Linked DNA regions of Homo sapiens: region 2 is linked to region 1. A link is a loop called in an ENCODE intact Hi-C map of the cell type or tissue named here. Cell type or tissue: IMR-90. All regions are shown on one strand.

Region 1 (2,500 bases):
CCTATCTTTATTAGTGTTTTAAGTCCATCAACCCTCAAATGTGAACACTGTTTAGAAGGAAACATCAAAGATTTTATTCCATAACTGTGTCAAAGGAACCCAGTTTAGAGACTGGGTAAAGATTCTTCATTTTCAAACATGATACATGAGGGAGAGGGAAAAAAAACCTGTACAATCTCACACCCTGTAAAGAGAAAGATTGCTGATTTCCAAATATTACTTTTGCCTTTTCCTAAGGCCATAACGGATGCCCATCAGAACTAAAGCCCGCACATGCAAATAAAATAAGAGACAGCTTAGAGGGAGATTCATGATTCACCCGACATTAATCATGGAGCCTCCAATTCTGACACATCCAAGGTACACAGCTGAGCTTATCCATCTGAACTGTTTCCAATGGCAGCATCCTAGATATAATGTAATTACAATACAAAACATATCAAAACCAGAGTTTCACTCTGAGGGCCGAAAGACAAAAATCAATTAAAAAAAAAATCTGCTGAGCTTGAGAATGTAAACTAGATAAAAGGTTAACACTCTGAAGTAACATATTTTATACTGTGTCAGAGGCAATTAAATTCCCAGTGATTGGAGATATGTATCAGAGTTTGAATGAACTATGTGTAGGATTTGCTTTAAAATAATAAGGTGTTGGGGAGGAAGAGATGAGAGAAGATTGAGTTGTGAGTGTTGAAGTTGGGTGGGGGATCCATTATATTTTGCTATTTTTGTAAACGTTTCTACAGTGCTTTATAAAGATGTATATAGCAATGTAATATGCCTAATATCATGTTTGGTAACACTCTTAGCTTTGCACTTGGAAAGCATCACTTGAAGCATTATTAACCCTGAATGGATCCCAAACCTGCCACACTGCTGTTCAAAGACTAAAATCCACTGTTTCCAATCCACTGGGAAAAAGCTCATGCCAGGGCTGTGTTTCCAAAACCCTGCCCAAACTACAGCTAACCCATATCCTGAACAGGAGCTGAGAACTCAAATGCAACTGAAGAGTTATGCTGAGTTATGATTCTGAGAGGAAACACAAAAATACTAAATAAAAAGGGATTTTGGCTAAGACCTCACAAGGACGACCCTACTCCAAAACAGAAGCATTTTTATCCCTCATGTCAAACAGATAAGCGCTTTCGAGGTCATAGCAGGCAAGAAGTAGGGGTCCCAAGGCTAACTCCAGCCCCCAGCGGGTTTCGAGAAAGCCAGGAGCAGCATCGCCAGGCCGAGGCCGCCGCCTCGCGCCAAGGCGCGTCTGCAGCCCCAGAGCCTGGGAACCCGGGCACGCGCGCCCCATCCCTGAGGCGTGGAGGTGGCCGAGGCCGACCAGTGTGGAGGTGGCAGGAGCCCCACCAGTGGCTCGGGGGCGCCCCCTGAGGTCCAGCGGCGTCGCGGCAACCTCGGAAAACGAAAAGCCAGCGTCTCCCAGAGCTCTGATATTTTAACTTTACCTTGCTCCAAAGCCTGCTGCTCCCTCTCGGGCTGCACTTTTCCAAACCAAACCGCCCTCTTCCCTGCGCCTCCCACCACTGTCCTTTCCCTTTCCCACACCCCTCGGCTCCCGGACCAGGAAAGGGGCTATTTACCTCGCAGCGTGGGCGCGAAAAGAAAATGAGAAGACGAAAATGGTCCAAGCCCCACGAAGGCTGGTTCCCTGGCAGTCCCATTTTGGATCTCAAGCTTCCTCACACACCAGGGAAAAGAAAACCACGGTCAGCCCACTGACTGCATCCCCGAGCGCAAGAAGGACAGAAGTGGAATTGGAAATTCCTCTAATTTGCAAGGCAGCCCTCCACGACCTCCCACTGCACCCATTAAAGAGTGGCCCTCACAAAGCTCAACCCCTGTGTGCACCTGAGCCCGCTCAGTCGTCAAGTCCGTGGTAAAGCAGGGGAGACTAGAAAGGAGAGATGATTAACCCAAATACTGAGCAGTGATCTTTTAGTGAATGAAGGCAGCTGTTTCTAAGGGGAGATGTCCCCATGGCCTACACTACCGTAGAGGCCGTAGAGGCAGGACTCCAGTGGGCAAACCCCAGGCCCCAGTGTCCTACCGTAGAGGCAGGACTCCAGTGGGCAAACCCCAGGGTGAGTGTGGACGCACGTCCTAGCTCGGCCTCCGAGCTGCGTTTCTGGGCTGGAGCTCCGTGCCGCTCCGCGGGCAGGAGGATGCGCAGAGAGAAAAGGGGGTGCAGAATACCAGACGGTGTTTTCCCTTTCTGCCCCTCGAGGCCATCCCCGATTCTGCAAAGGGGGCATTCGCTGCCAGTCCCCCGAGGGGATCCCCAAGGGCGACGAGGGCTCCCGCGCGCCCTGCTCCGGGTCGCACGACGGGACTAAGGGACCCGCTGCACCAAAAACGGGCGCTCCAGCCGCCCGAGGACAGGCGTCTGTAACCAGGCAGAGCGGAGACCTCGGGGCACATTCCTCTTTTTCTTGATTCAGATAACCTCCACCTCCGGGTATGCAGGAGTTGATGGATGAGAGGG
Region 2 (2,500 bases), 310 kb before region 1:
ATTAATTTCTTTCCATGTGACATAGCAAATTCCCCAATATTAATAAAAGGCTCCATCAATAAAACAGAAAATGTTAAGTGTTTCAGTGAGTTTGGGTGATAAATGTCAGAATATGAACAACAATTCTGATACCCTAACACTTCTTGAGAAAATTATCTCATACAAAAAATCCCAAATTTAACAACAGAGATCTCAGGAAGTACTTCTCTCACTTAATGAGCCTTGGCAGCATTTCAAATTAAACACTCTATTGTGCGAGGAGCTAATTATGTTAAGATTAAACTCAAAGAATGATAGGGACATTTACTGTACTCTGAGTAATTATGCTGGCCTTCTATATTCAAAAATACAACTTCTTCTTCCTAATTCTGAAAGGTCGCTAACCCAATATATTCCACAACACACACAGTTTGTTCAGAGTTTAAATACCTTGGAAGCAAAGAGAAGACTTTTTTCTTTTACCAACTAGCATGCATTTTACATTTTCTCCTTTTTACTGTCATCATTTTCATTATTTCAGTCTCATTGCATCATAAGCTTCTGCATGCAAACACGTTAACATCCCATGAGCATGTTTCCGATGTGCAAGTAAGCAGTTACTACTTTTTCTACCAGGGTATACACAAAAACTATTGAGATTTAATCTGTTTAGTATGCTTGCATTAACCACTCAATTATGATAAATTTCTGTGAATTGGTTGGTCAGCTGTTTCCCCCGCTTTCTGGTCTAATGATAAACTACACAACAACCACATGTAGGCACCTTTGTGGCTTCTCTGTGGTTTACTTATTAACCCCCTGCCGGTAACCTAAGCATTTGCACCAGAGTTAAAAACCCTAAATTAACTTCTGAGGGCCAGGCCAGGCCAGCATTCTCAAACATCTCTCCAATGCTGCAGAACATCCACGTTCTTAATACTTAGAAAATAATAAATATCCAAATGCTAAGGCATGTTTCTGTGCTCCCTGCATAACCAAAGTAGTCCAAAATATGTAAATAAAAGCCAGAAACTGTGGACTTTAAAATATAATTTTTCTTCCCTGCAAATTAAAATGCAAAATATTCTTATATTTAGACCCAGATATTTAATGTCTGGAGTGCTACACTTTAGAAACAAAAGAATTAAAAAGGAATGCAAAGATTGCACAAGGCAAAGACCTCAAATCCTCCTGACACAAAAATGTAAGCCTGAATTACAGGCGGTATTTCTTAATGTCAAAAAAAAAAGGAATAAAGGGAGAACCACAAGAACGAGAATGTTCAACACTTTATGACCTCACTCTGTTACAGACTACTTAAGTTAAGTAAATACATTATGACAAATTCTAAAAATGTAATATTTTAGGCAGATAAATGATATTAGGCAGAAGTATATATATTGGGAAAAAAACATGAATTACTATTAAGTGGTAGTGGGGAAGGAGGAGGAAGCTAGTTATATTAATAGAAGGGCTTATACCTTTTTGTATTAGAGACAGGGTTTCACCATGTTGGCCAGGCTGGTCTCAAACTCCCGACTTCAGGGGATCCGCCCGCCTCGGCCTCCCAAAGTGCTGGGATTACAGATGTGAGCCACCACGCCCAGCCCGGAAAAGAAATTGTTTAACCTAGTTTTGTTATGCATACTAATTATTACTTTTTAAAAAAATAAGTTTGTATTGAGAGAAGTTTAGATTTATAGAGAAGTTGCTGCTAAAACAGTACAAAGAATATATCCCTGACCCAGCTTCCCCAAATGTTGACTGTGGCCCACAGCCACAGTACAATGATCAAAACCAGGAAATTGACACGAGCGTGACAGAATTAACTCATCAACTGAATGAAAAATCTTATTTGAATTGTACTAGATTTTCCCTTAATGTCCTTTTTCAATTCCAGCATCTTATCCAGGATCCCACATTACATTTAGCTGTTATTTCTCCTTAGCCCTCCCCAATCTATAAAAAGTTCTTCAGTCTCCTGTCTCTCATGATCTTGACAAAGGAGTACAGATCACTTACTGTAGAATATCCCTCAATCTGAAGGTGTATGATGTCATCCCAGGACTGGAGTACAGTTATGCATTTTTGTCAAGAATACTACAGAAATCATGTCATGTCCCTTCTAATTACTACTTTTAATTGTAAACACTTCTTTCACTGACTGATATTGGGCTACCAAATGCTCAAATCTTGAAGGCTTTATTTGTAATGTGCTTTTATTTATTTATTTATTTAAAGAAAGACTGCCTTTAGTCAATCATGACTAAGATTTTCAAAAGTAGAGACTAGATTTCAGTTATAAGGTTTCCCCAGTGGGAAACCAGTGAGGCCCAGTTGGGTCCCTCACCTTGGATTCTTATCAAAGTGGGTCAAAAATGAAACGGAGTGCAGCCTATACCTCATCTTCATTCCAGGCAGAAGGTGGGAGTAAAAAGAATATATATCCAACTGCCTCTGCAAGCTTTGTTCTCCAGTTACATCTCTGCGAGAAATGATGGCACTCTTAAAAGGAACAGAA

The links. A loop is a pair of places that touch in the nucleus more often than their neighbours do. Peaks named below come from ENCODE experiments on the same cell type or tissue, not always from the same donor. Only the 100,000 strongest peaks of a DNase experiment are listed, where the experiment ranks them.
Region 2: a loop joins it to region 1, with 4 times the contacts of the local background. A loop is called at or near these places in 4 of 110 quality-filtered maps.

The regions. Positions count from the first base shown.
Region 1 is chr3:61,563,606-61,566,105 of GRCh38, reverse strand. All of the region lies in intron 1 of PTPRG (protein tyrosine phosphatase receptor type G), which reads right to left. Among named protein-coding and RNA genes, the nearest start is that of PTPRG, 3.3 kb to the right of the region's middle. In IMR-90, a CTCF peak has its summit at 1,377; a DNase peak (open chromatin) is centred at 1,355; H3K4me3 peaks cover 1,464 bases; H3K27ac peaks cover 845 bases.
Region 2 is chr3:61,875,715-61,878,214 of GRCh38, reverse strand. The region is part of intron 2 of PTPRG (protein tyrosine phosphatase receptor type G); the gene reads right to left. Among named protein-coding and RNA genes, the nearest start is that of PTPRG, 320 kb to the right of the region's middle. In IMR-90, no CTCF peak of the experiment used is centred here; a DNase peak (open chromatin) is centred at 1,224; H3K27ac peaks cover 741 bases.